2 separate regions of the Mus musculus genome follow, and region 1 is linked to region 2. Evidence: chromatin contacts called from ENCODE POLR2A ChIA-PET data. All regions are on one chromosome and are shown on one strand. Each heading gives the region's core, a stretch centred on a gene start or an enhancer-like site at or near the end of the contact. The rest is flanking DNA. Distances are from core to core; before and after follow the strand shown. Region 1 holds the start of AA386476 (expressed sequence AA386476). Region 2 holds the start of Wwc2 (WW, C2 and coiled-coil domain containing 2).

What was found. ChIA-PET counts read pairs that join two places held with the same protein, here RNA polymerase II (POLR2A).
Region 1: POLR2A ChIA-PET joins it to region 2 with 19 read pairs in embryonic stem cell. The contact joins the promoter of AA386476 here to the promoter of Wwc2 in region 2. POLR2A ChIA-PET finds 5 or more read pairs at or near these places in 3 of 5 experiments (Patski and embryonic stem cell).

What each region holds. Positions count from the first base shown.
Region 1 is chr8:47,671,751-47,678,550 of GRCm38, reverse strand. It overlaps AA386476 (expressed sequence AA386476), which reads right to left and starts at 3,160. Exons shown (of 1, transcript NR_166692.1): 1 at 1-3,160. It overlaps Ing2 (inhibitor of growth family, member 2), which reads left to right and starts at 3,392. Exons shown (of 2, transcript NM_023503.3): 1 at 3,392-4,045. The coding sequence starts at 3,871.
Region 2 is chr8:47,988,595-47,994,688 of GRCm38, reverse strand. It overlaps Wwc2 (WW, C2 and coiled-coil domain containing 2), which reads left to right and starts at 4,145. Exons shown (of 23, transcript NM_133791.5): 1 at 4,145-4,623. The coding sequence starts at 4,493.

The DNA of each region.
Region 1 (6,800 bases), core at 1,911-4,410, 320 kb after region 2:
CATCTATGCCTGGTGCCTACAGAAGTCAGAGAACTGGAATTAGGAATGGTTATAAACTGCACTGTAGATGCTGGGAATTGAACCCAGGTCCAAGAGCGGCAAGTGCTCTTAACCACTGGGCCATATCTACAGCCCCATCAAATAAGATTTTACTACTCCACTGAGGATGAAAAACAAAGGTCATCCATTAAATATAGTCACATGCTGATAATGGGGATCCTGAGCAAATGGTATATATAAGTATACTTTTGTGTTTGGAAGTTTACATCCTAAAATTTTTTTAAATGTATATTAAGCTGGGTATGGCAGCACATACGAGTATTCCCAGCACTTGAGAGGTAGACAAAGAAAGATCTCAGGTCTGAGGCCAACCTGGCCTATGACATATTTGTATTAAGATGTCACGATAAAACCCATTACTTTGTAAGCTAACCTAAAAAAAAAAAATAATTAAAAGGCAAAATTCAAAAAGTTAAAAAAAAGAAAAATTCCGAGCTGGAGAGATGGCTCTAAGTTTCAGAACACGGGCTGTTCTTGCAAAGGATCTGGGTTTGGTCTGTAGCGCTCACACGGTGGCTCACAGCTGTGTGCAATTCTAGGTCCACAGGATTTGACACCCTTTTCAGTGCAAAAGATACAAGATCCTTGAGCACCAGGCATGTACATGGTACACAGCCACCAATCAAAGAAAAGAAAAAAGGGAAAAAAATGAAATATTAAACAGAAGAAAAGATTTTCTAATGTAATCAGCTTAATTCAGGCAGAAACTGTTTTCCCTCAGTTCCTGCTAGTTTGCTTTTAATCAGTTGAGACTGTTTCTCTCATCTCATACCATATTAACTATGGACATAAACATTTTAGTATAAAAGAAATAGGCTTGAGGACATTTCCCATTAGGCACCTAATAAAAGGCACATAATAGACTTAGTCCAGTAATTTGAAGCCAATTGCACACTATTGGGGGGGGGGCATCAGCTACTTATCTTTTTCCAGGTCAGTTTAAGAGCAGGACAAAATACTAAAGAACAACCCTGCCCATCCCACCCCAGAATAGCATCAATTTCTAGAGTGTAGAGTGGGAGATTTTTAAATTTTGCGTTCAGGAGTTAGGAGACCCACTCTGAAGAGGCCATATGAGTAGCTACTTTAAGAGAAGGACACTGATAAATAGCTTGGGTCAAGAGCTGGAATTGCAAGGACTAAAGAATGCAATGCCTACTTCCCATCCTCGAGTAAACATTTTCCCCACACAGGCTGCTTCCAGAAGGATGCCAGAATTAGATTAACCTGTATGAATAAATGCAGCAAGAAAAGCACACCTGCACTAATCCATACACATTATCATGTTTTAAGTTCACAAAGTTTCTATCAGTGCCAGTGGAAAACAGGGATCTGGAGTTCTTTCTCGTCCTTCAGTCTGTCAGAATTATTTGAGGTACCAAGAATGCTTTCCAAAATCCTTCCTTGCTTCTCAACTTGTTTTTTTTTTTTTTTTGCTCTTGGTAAGTCACAACCAGTCAGCCTGCAGCTCAGTAAAGCAGGCTGTATAAAATCCATGGGCCCATACAGTGTCTAACTCCAATCAGTAAGAAACAGGGCAGCTTGCAGTAATTCCACCTTTTAGCTAGAATTGGCTGAACCAAGTTTGTGAGTAAATACAAAAATTAATTCAGGTTTTAAAAAAAGGGAACAAGCTGGGCAGTGGTGGCACACGCCTTTAACTCAGCACTTGGGGGGCAGAGGCAGAAGGATTTCTGAGTTTGAGGCCAGTCTGGTCTAGAGAGTGAGCTCCAGGACAGCCAGGGCTACACAGAGAAACCCTGTCTCGAAATCAAAACCAAACCAAACCAAACCAAACCAAAAACAAAATAACAACAAAATCAAGTCAATAACCTTAACAATGGTTATTTTCAACAAGACCTGGCTCTTTAATATTAAATAATGGAAAGAAAATTCGTCCCACGTTCTCAGAAATTCAATAAATACTGTGCTTGCCTCGGTTGGCTTAATACTCCACTGATCAAAATCTCAGCGTTAAAGTACATTAACACATTAGTTCCCAGGCCTTCCAATATAGCCCTTGTCCTCAGGACGCCGAATTCCGCGTTGTGTTTTGTCGAAATCCAAATTTTCATCTAGACCAGGACCTAGGTTTCCCTTGGCATCCCAACAGCTGCTTAATATACCCCACTGTATGAAAGTGTGCTGAACAGGCCGGGCAACAGGTATAGCGCTGCAAACCGGGCAAGAGCACCCAAACTTAGCACTCTGGCGTTTTCTCTCTTCTCATTCAAAGACGCCGCTCCCATTGGGCATCTCATCTGAATTAAGCGACTACTCTTTCTTATACCTATTTCGGTTGGGGGGGGGGGGGAGAACCAAAACCAAAACAGCTCACATATTTATATACATTCCGGAAGTCTATCCGTAATTACAGTGAGCTCCTCCTACCGGCATTTCACTGATGGTACTGGGGGAGTAAGGCGGATAATCCCTCACACGGAAAGCACCGCACTCGGTGGTTGATCCGATTTCTAATCCCATCTGCACTGATCCCCTGCTGGCTAGTGGTGAAGCCGAGTGAAAAGACAGTGAGGACTGTGTGTCCTCGCTGGCGGGTGATGCCTAGGCGATTCGACATCTGACAACAGTTTCCTTAAGATGGTTTGGGACTGGGGACCGGGGCGGCGTGCAGCCTTGCCACCTCCCTAAACCAAACTCTTAAGCGCGAGGAGGGGGAGCAGACCCTGAGAGCCACCCCGGCGCTGGGGGGTGGAGGGGCCGCACGCAAGGCGGGGAGTCCGCATTTAAAAGGGCAGAGGGCGCACCGCCTACCTCCGCGGTCCGCCCCGGTGCTCCGGGACCGTGGCCGCGGGGCGCTCGGCGGGAAGTCGCCGCGCATGCCCGGAGCCGCGCCCGCTGCACCCTGGGTCGCCTTAGTTCCCCCTCAGGCCTCACTCGGCCAGCGGCGCCCAGGGGCCGCTCGCTGCTGTCTTGGAGGCTCGCGAGGGAGGCGCTGGATCCGCCAGATGGAGGCAAGGTCGGTAACTCGGGGCCGAGCGAGCCGAGCCGGCGCTTCCTATCCCTGTAGGGGAACAGAAACGAAGAGAGCGGTCGCCCGGCCTCTCGGGGGCAACCGTCAGGACTTCGGTCGAAGGGGGCAGGCTCAGCCATGCGGTCCCTTTAAGAGGGGGCGGGGCGCGGCCTGCCGTTTGGCCGGCCTCCGCACCCTCCCCCCGCCCCCAGGCGAGAGCTGACAGACCAATCGCCCGGGTGGCGCAGGGAAGGCGGGAGAATGCGAACTCTTCGGTAGGACGATAGGGGCGGGGCCCCAGCCTTATTAGGAGTGAGTGCTGCGCAGGCGCAGATGCGGTCGCTGGCCAAGGGGCGGGGACTAGTCCTGTGAGACTCCGACAGGCACGGAGGCTGATAGAGAGGCGAGAGGGTAGCGAGGGGCTTGTCACGGGGATCCGGGCGACCGGGCAGCCCCGGTAGTGTCTGGGGAGTCCCCGGGGGGGACAGCCAGCGTCGCTGCCTGGGAGCCCCGGCGCCATCGGCCGCGGGGAACCCCGCTGCTCGCTCTCCTAGAGAGGGAGGGGGCCGGAGGGAGCCCCGGTCTCGCCCCGCCCCTGGGCTTGTTACCGCGGGGGCGGGGAGTAAGGGCTTCTTCTTGGGGGAGTGGAGATCGGGGGACTCGGCGGTGCCCTCTCGAGCGGCGGCCGTGTCCCCGCGGCGCCGGGCTGCCGAGCGGAGGAGCGGCGGTCGTGGCTGTTGCATGTGTGGCTGCTGGATGCGGAGGCGGCGGCGGCGGCGGCGGCGAGGAGCAGCAGCAGCGGCGGCGGCGGCGGTGGTGGTGGTGGCGGCGGCAGGATGTTAGGGCAGCAGCAGCAGCAGCAGCTGTACTCGTCGGCCGCGCTCCTGACCGGAGAGCGGAGCCGGCTGCTCTCCTGCTACGTGCAGGACTACCTGGAGTGTGTGGAGTCGCTGCCCCACGACATGCAGAGGAACGTGTCGGTGCTGCGGGAGCTGGACAACAAATACCAAGGTACTTTCCCTTCTTTCGGGTGACAGTGTGCGCCGAGTGCACCGAGCGATCTGGTGTGTGGGGCCGGGAAGCGGTTGTGTGTGTGTGTGTGTGTGTCTGGGTGGGGGGACGGCACAGCACACTCGCGGCCCTCCCTGTCCCGGCTGCGGCTGACGAGGACTTCCGAGGACCGCCCGTCCGTCAGCCCCCGTTGCAGCTCCGGCGGCTGGCTGCAGCTGCCGCGGACGGGAATCAGCCATTTTTAAGCGAGCATTTGTTCCGGTGCCTGCCGGTTGGGTGCCGCACACTGTCCTGCCCGGGGCTGGAGAGTGTGCAACGAGCAGGGTTGCGGGGCTGGACCGGGGTGCTGGGCCTGCTTAGCCCCTTGCCTGCTGGGGCTCCCTCCGTCTGCGAGCAGATGCATTGGAACGTATGGGGGGGAGGGGGCGAGAGGACGGCGGAGGTGGACTCGGGAGATGCCTCTCCCCCCACCCCCACCCCCCTCCAGCTCCCGGCGTGGCGCGGGACTGGGACGGTCTGTGCTTCCCTCTCGCCCCGGGGAAAGTTCCGGGCCGCCCGGTGTCTCACTCAGCCCTTCTTCGGCTACTGCCAAATGGTTAAAGGGGGAGGGGTTCCCCCGCAGGGCGAGACGGAGAAGGGGTGTGTGTGTTGTGTATGTGTGTGCGTCCGTGTGTGTGTGTGCGTGTGTGTGTGAGTGTGTGGCGGGGAGGGTCCGGCCTAGGGGCGGGGCCTGCAGGTGTGACGTCGTATGGGCGGGGCGCGCGCTCCCGCGGGAGTCGGCCACGGCGGGCTGCTCGGAAGGGTCCTGGGGTGGACTGAACCCATTGCTGGGCGGGACGGTCGGTGGGCCTGGGCGGAGTCAGTGTTGGGTGTTGGGAGAGATATTTCAAATCTCTCCCTAGCCCCCCCCCCCACCCCGGTTAGTGAATCAAGACGCGGACACCGCCGTGGGGGACTGTCTCTGACCCTGGCTCAGCGTAGGTTCCGGGCCATGTGTCACTTCCGGACTTCTGGAGGAAGTGGGTTCGTTGGCTGGGCAACCACCTGGCGTCTTTGCACCCTTGGGTTCCTCCTCCACCAAGTTTAAATGAGGAGAAAAGCTTTTTCTTGTCATCAAAGAAACTAGGACAGGGAATATCTTCAGGGATTGTCATACCTTTCTCCTGCTAGGACAGGAGAAATTTAAATGGGGATACGTTCAGCCTTTAGTAACCCCTAGTCAAGAAACTGTGTAGACCTAATATGGACCATAAAAACAACTTGGAGTCATTCTGTTTCCCCAGACCATCCCCAGTCCTGTAACTTAATCCTGTAATACACCCCATGGTGACTTAGCATGTAAGAGCACTTAGGTGTTTTCAATCGACAAACTTGTTTTCTAAGTCTCTCACTGTTTATAGTATAACAGTGTTTTCACCAGATTCAAAGACTTATGAGGTAAAAATCTACTTTTATAGACAAAATTTATAGGGATGGTATAATGAATTCAGTTAATTGGTGGAGAATATTTTATTTCAAAGCTGTCTGCTTTTAAAACCGTTTTAAAACTGTGACTCCTCTCAATCCCAAGAGATTGAAGTTAGGACTCACACAGGATAGGTAAAGGCCCTACAAGTTCACCCTTTCAAAAAATGAAAATCATTCTGTGGTATTTTCTGCAGACATAGGGAACATACATGAATGGCAACCTAGCATGAGAATTCTGTGCCAAAATATGTAGTTTTTTTTCTTTAAAAGCGCAAAGCTTAGACTTTTAGATTGGTAGTGACATAATTTTTTGACAGGGAAATCTGTGATACCAGTTACCTGTAATTGTCATAAACTGTTCAGGTAACATGAATAGTAGATCTTACAAGACTGAGAGGTTAATGCAAACCAGCTCCATTATGATTGAGATTAATTCCAAGATTAATACACAAATCGTGGTCTAGCTTCTGCATAGGCACAGAGTTGCTAAGCTCAACTTCACAGTTTTATTTTTGTTAGAAGCTTTATATATTTTTGTTTTCTTGGTCCAGATTTTATATTCACTGATTCTTAAGTATTTTCTAGTATGGGGGTCTAATGTTACTGTGCCTTTCAGAAATTATTGCATGGTTCATTAAGTAGAGAAACAAAGAAAAAGCACAACTGGTTTAAATATTTATTGCAGGATATGGCTATAGGAAGCCTTCATTGTCTCCTCAGCATTTCATTCATAATTTTCTAGAGAAATCTTAGCCTTTGAGCTAGAATGTAATGTGGGATTTCCGATGCCGTTTGTACAGTGTATGGAAAGTGTTGCATGATCAGATGTGCACGTTTGGCAGTTCAAAGTCTGAAGGTCTTGATCATTGTTTCCCACTTCAGGTAGCAGTGATTGCATTCTCACAGGTTTACTCTGGAGGCATTTTTTTAAGTGCTGAACATTGAACCTAGGGTCTCACGCATGTGTAGCAAGCAATAGCAGCCTACCACTGAATTGTTCCCAAACCCTCTTTTCACTCTTTATTTTAATATAGGAGGTCATTGAGTTACCCAGAAGAGCCTTGAACCCACTGTGTAGCCCAGACAGCTTTTGAAGTTGGGATCCTCCTGCCTCACTTTCTCAAGTAGCTGCCACTAGCAGCTTGTGGCACTAGGCCAGCAAGATGAAAGGAAAAAATCTCTAGCCCACAATATGGGCTGAGTACTTCTTTAAAATTTGCTTTTTTTTCCCCTCACTGTATAGTTAAGGTGTCTTTATAAATTTTTATCTCATCACAGTGTTAGTGTG
Region 2 (6,094 bases), core at 2,896-5,395:
TGCCAGATGCATTTTTGAACTTGGGCTTGCCCACGTCTTTTCTACACACATGCCCCGCCCAGCCTGTACATTCTGGTATCTCATCTGTTCTCTAAGGAGTCTCATTTGCCTCCTGTCGAATTCTTTGGTGGGCTTTTCTTTGACATGGAGCTGGTGTTTAGGAGACTAGGTCGGTCTTTATGTTTTCTGTCCCCTGTCCTCCTGCTTAATAATGCCACTGACGTTATCTATTGAGTGTCTTTGTGCTTCTTGGTTTTTCCTCCGCTTAATACCCTTCTCCTTTTAGATAAGAACCTGTGTCGTGCTTACCTGATGCTTTGAAATTCTTGCTGTATATATAGTTAAACATTCAGCCCTTACTGATAGCCTCCCAGTGGGCTTTTCTGTTTTTTATATATATATATATGTGTGTGTGTGTGTGTGTGTGTGTGTGTGTGTGTGCTTGTATACCACACACATATATGTATTATTTATTTATTTATTTATTTAGGTTTTTCGAGACAGGGTTTCTCTGTGCAGCCCTGGCTGTCCTGGAACTCACTCTGTAGACCAGGCTGGCCTCGAATTTAGAAATCTGCCTGCCTCTGCCTCCCAAGTGCTGGGATTAAAGGTGTGTACCACCACGCCTGGCCCTGGTATATTTTTTTTAGTTTGGTGTTTGGTGTGTGTGTGTGTGTGTGTGTGTGTGTATGAAATAAGTTCCGATACAGGTAGTTTGTAAACAGCTTTGGGAACTTAGCCAGTGATAGGTAGTTATCACCAAAGAACTGGGATTGCTGGATTCAAATTATGCATATTTCAGATTCAGATATACTAATAAAATTTTAAAAGTATTTTAATATTTATTCATGTGCTCCCTTATTGTATGTGTGTGAAAGTGGGCACGCATAGGGAGAGCCTAGGGCAACCTCAGGTACCGGTTTGTGGCTTTCCCCTCACTTGAGACAATCTCCGTGTTATTTTGCTACTTTGTAGACCAGGCTAGCTGGCCCAATTGCCTCCCCCTCCTTTCCTCCATAGAGTGCTGGGAACCCTCAGGCTAGCTATGTAATTAGCTTTATTTTGTTTTTTGGACACAGGGTTTCTCTGTGTAGCCCTGGCTGTCCTAGAACTCACTCTGCAGACCAGGCTGGCCTCACTCAGAGATCAGCCGGCCTCTGTCTCCCAAGTGCTGGGGCTAAAGGTGTGCACCACCAACGCCCAAACTTGGCTTTTAACAAGAATCTCAGGTCTTTACATTTGTGTGGAAAGCACTTTTGCCCACTGAACCACCCACCTCCCCAGTCATCTTTTGAGACATGTGCTATACCGTCTGATTTTATGCTGTTACAGACGGAACTAGGGCTTGCTAGTTTAGCATTTACCACCTGGGCTATATTCCTTTATCCCTTTGTGTTTATGGGCTTTGTTGTTGTTGTTTTTGTTTCTTTTCTCTTCTTCTTTTTTTTTTTTCTTTTTTTGGAGACAGACTCTCATGTAGTCTAAGATAGTCTCGAATTTACTATGTAGACAAAGCTGTTTTTCAACTCTTGGTCTTCCTGTGCCCACCTCCTAGGTGTGAGATGACAGTTGTCCATCACCTTCTAGTTGTTTATTGCTCCACATCCCAACAGAAGATTAACACTGGTGAATATAGAACCAGGAGAAAAGGCGAGTCTCCGAGCCAGTGAATAGACTCGTTGCTGGTTAGTTTGTGGTAACTGGCTGGCTGGCACCCACAAGCAGCCTATACACCTTTCCTGGCCAATGATCACAGGCAGCCATAAGCAAACCGGAAGTGCGCCCATCTCTAAAAGGGCATCATCTGTACATTTCACAGATATGAATATAAATAAAGTCTCATTGATTAACCCTTAGGGAGTCTTCAAAGGGATTGTAGGAACTCAGAATTGGATCCTAGTAAAAAGGGTTCTGAGAACTGCAACCCTTTCTGTCACTTGGACTGCTTTTGGCTAACGTTTCCTGTGCCGATCAGCAGAAACGAGCCTGTGTCATTTTGGCATTTCTTTTTGAAGTCTGGGGATTCATGGGACAATAAACGTGAGCCACTTTGCATTCCTGAATAATATTTAGTTGAAAGCTTACCTGACTTCGTTATACAGAGGACGCCCATGGAGTGAGTATTCATTCCACGGAAGCAAGCTGACCTACTGCAACAGCTATGTGCTTCACTCTTACGGTTGAGATGTAAGGTGTCGACATGCTAGCACAATAAATATCTTCAAATTCTTTAGGGGAAGGGAGAAACTCACTAAGGAAGCCACAAATTAGGATAGTTTGGGTTAGTCACTGGCTACATCTTGGCCATGTGAATGGGCCAACATAGAGAATTACACATTCGGCAGTGTAACTTTAGACAGGATCCCTCCACCCACTGAGAGCTAGGACCCTGGCTGATTATCTTACTGCTAATAGGCTGAGGCAGAATACAGGTTAGGAAGCAGAAACTTCCCTCAACAAAGCACAAAAACCAGCTTCCACGGGCCTTGGCATTATGGGAAAGACCTAGAAAATGAGAGGTTTCTCTTGAGAACCTCTGCCTCTCTCTGGTTGTCCGTCCCAGGTACACCTGGTTTTCCAGTTCCTGGGGATTTCAAGTGTCTGCAGCTGCATAAACTGTTTCATTGAGAATAAACCCCTTTCCTTTTTTTAAAACCCCCTTCAAGGCACGTGGAGTCCCCTTCTGGAAGCTTGATTCAGAGCTTGGTTCTTACTGTCTAGTTCTATTCACAACTTCAGCAAATGCCCAGGCACAGAAAATGTCCTGCCCAATGCTAGGTCCTGAAGTTATTACATTGGCAGGTCTGGTTAAGGGAATTCAGACCAAGAGGTGAAGGATTGAGCTCTGGGGCCTTTCTTCCTAAAATCTGCCATTTCAAAAGCATCTGCTTAGAGGCCTGGGAGAATATTGACAAGGTTGGCAATGCACAGCAGGCTGTAAAGGTTGAGGACGAAAGGCTATTTCTCAGACTGAGGACAAGGGACACTGCAAGCTTAGTGTCTTGACTCTGCCAAGGCTTTGTCGTCTTAGGAGTCTGACATCCGGCTCCTACCCAGGGCCGATCAGCACTTAATAGCTAAATAAATAAATGTTTGTGAGAGATCTACACCTCATACCAGATGGACCCTTGATCAAGCAAAGTGTGGCCACTGACTCCCGCCTTGGCCCCCTTCCGAGTGATTATTAACCCCTTCTGCCACCCCACCCCCCACCCCCGGTCCGGGACTGGGGTGGAGAACTTCCCGGGACAGAGAGTTGGAAGGAAGGGACTGGATAGTGGACGCAGCCATGTCCCTTGGATTTAAACCCAGAAGGGGACGCCAGATGCACAGGGCCCTGACCCCGCCAGTGCAGCCCCCTGACCCGGCGGGGCAGCACCGGTGATTCGGACCCCTAGGGCCCGCGCGGGGCTGACTGGCGGCGACAGTGGCGGGGTGGCCCTGTCGCTTCTAAGGATCAGGCCGGAGTTGCCCCGTGGGCCACTGGGGCGGACATGTCGCAGCTCTCATGGATAGGGACCCGCCTTTACTTTGCTCCCTTAGGCCCGCGAGGCCCTGGTGAGGTCACCGAGGGCCAGACTGAGCAGAAGGCTCGGGGGCGCCGCGGCCCCGGACACGCCCCGGACACACTCCCAGCGCTTTTTGCACACTTCCCCACCGCCGGGAACAGCCAAGGCACGGGGCGCGGCGTGGGGGGGGGGGGGTGGGGGGGGTGGGGGCGTTCTGTGCCCTTACTGTTTGTTGGGACTTCTTCCCAGGACAGCATTCCCCACCCTTTCCTCTCGAAAGTCTTGTGGTTTCCCTAGAAGACGGAAAGAGGTTGAGAAGGTTGCAGACTTTTTTTTCTTTGGCTTCTTTTTCCATCCAGAAAGCCCTCTAAATCCCCAAAGGGTCTGGCGGAGAGGGGACATCTCGGGCTGCAGAGGAGGGAGCGAGCTGTGCATTCCTCCGCCCTACCGCCTCCCACCTGGCCTCGTCGCTCCCCTCCCCCGCCCGGGCTCAGCCCCGCGTCCCGCCGCGGCCGCCCCGGCAGCTGCAGGGTTAAGCTCAGGAATGTGGCGGCGAGGAATGTGCATGCAGATGAGGCGGGCGCGGGGCGGGCCGGGGGCGGAGCGCATGCTAATCGCATGCAAATGAGCAGGCCAGTCGCCGCCGGGCCGTTGCTCCGCGGAGCTTCCCGGATCCGAGCCCAGACGGCGTCGGCCGGGGCAGCCTGGGCGCCGCGACCCTCGGCGGCCACAGGGGGACGGGGAGGAGGAGGAAGAGGCGGAGGCAGCGGCGGCAAGGAGGAGGAGGAGGGCTCGCTCGTCTGTTCCGACGCAGACATGGTGGACTGATCTCCGGCAGGGCTGAGAGCAGGGATCCCCGAGGCTTCCCCGCGCGTAGCTCGCCGTGCCCCTCGCCCCGCACGCCCCTCGCCGGCACCCGCGTTCCCGCCGCGCCCCGCGCCCGGTCCCTATGGAGGCGCCGCTCGCCGGCGAGGCCGCCGACCATGCCTAGGAGGGCCGGGAGCGGGCAGCTGCCGCTACCCCGGGGCTGGGAGGAGGCCAGGGACTACGACGGCAAGGTTTTCTACATCGACCACAACACCAGGAGGACCAGCTGGATCGACCCCCGGGACAGGTGGGTGGCCGGGCCCCGGCCGGGTGCGGGGACCCGCCTCGGGAAGTGCTGCGGTGGCTGTTGTCTGGGAGACCTGGAGGGCGCCGGGGGCGTGGGGCGTCGCCGGCCCTGCACCCCCCGAGGGGCTCCGGGGTAGGCGCGGGACGGTCGGCCTAGGCGCGGCTGTATCTGCCCGCCAGGCGCCCCTTCTTGGGCCCCATTGCCCACTGCCTTCCCCACACCCCTCGGGGACTTGTAGACACTCCCTGTCCCAAGGGAAGGGCCGGATTGGTGCCCTGGGTTGGCACCCTGAGTCCAGTTAGCCGGCTCAGGGTGTGTGTGTGTGGGTACTTGACCCCTCTCTAGACCTCCTGTGTGCTGTTTAAAGTTGGTCAGATGGAGGGAGAGGGCACCTTTCGACCTCTGAGGCACGCTGAGCTCGGGGCCTCCCGGAGGCCTAAGTGATGGTGAATTACTAGTCATCTGGGCCACCTGTGGCATCTCTCCTGCCTTACATACCTAGCTCCTGGGCACTGACTGCAAGCTTTTCCTAGGGCGCACCCCGAACCATGTCCTAGGGTCTGAACGTGGAGAGAGGGTCCCACTCCTGGCTCGACCTTCGTAGCTTTGCCCCTAAGATTAAAAAAACAAACCACTGTTTTGGAGTTTTGCTTCTAACCGTGGTTCCTCACCTGGAAACCTGGTCAGATTTTCCTTGTGAAGTGGCACGGAGACTGGAAGGGAACCTTGACCACAGCTGTGGGTAGCCCAGACTTGAAGCTTAGCCTAGTTTTTGCACAGCGATATAAGCATTTTGTTCTTACCTGGAGAGCTGAATGAAGCAAACAAGAGATCTAAGAAGTTCAGGAGCTGAACATTGGTGGACTGCTCACCAATGTTCTTTCTGTTTCTCACTCAACTCTCTCTTTGCTTTTAGAAGGAACACTTAGAATTAAAGTTGTTAGAGGGTGTGGACGGTCTCACACATCTGTCCAAACTCAGCACTTGTGAGGTGGAAGGAGAATCAGGAGTTCAAGGCTAGTTTGGGTTATTCGAAATCCTGTCTCAAAAAGAAAAAAAAAAAAAAAAAAAGGAATGTAGGGTGCATTTTTTTTTTTTTTTGTAAAATTTGAAATCTGTCCATTAAGGAGGTATTTTTGTTTTTTTATATTTTTCTAGACTGCCTCATACTGTATTGTAGCTCAGGCTAGCTGGCTTGGAACTCATTATGTAACACTGGCTGCTCCCAAACTCACAGCAATCCCCCTGCCTCAGCCTCTCCTCCGTGCAGGAATTACAGGTGCCAGCCACCACACCGGATGAGGAGTAGGGATTAGGGCCTCTGTGTAAATTCAAGTAGCATCTCTTCAGGGATGCCCCTGCCATTTGCAGTTTTAGCATTTCTAGAAAGTTCTATAGGCTTTTTATGCAATGTGATCTGAGGGGCTGTAGTCTTTTCTGGAGCTTTTCCTGCTAAGTCCCCCCCCCCCAG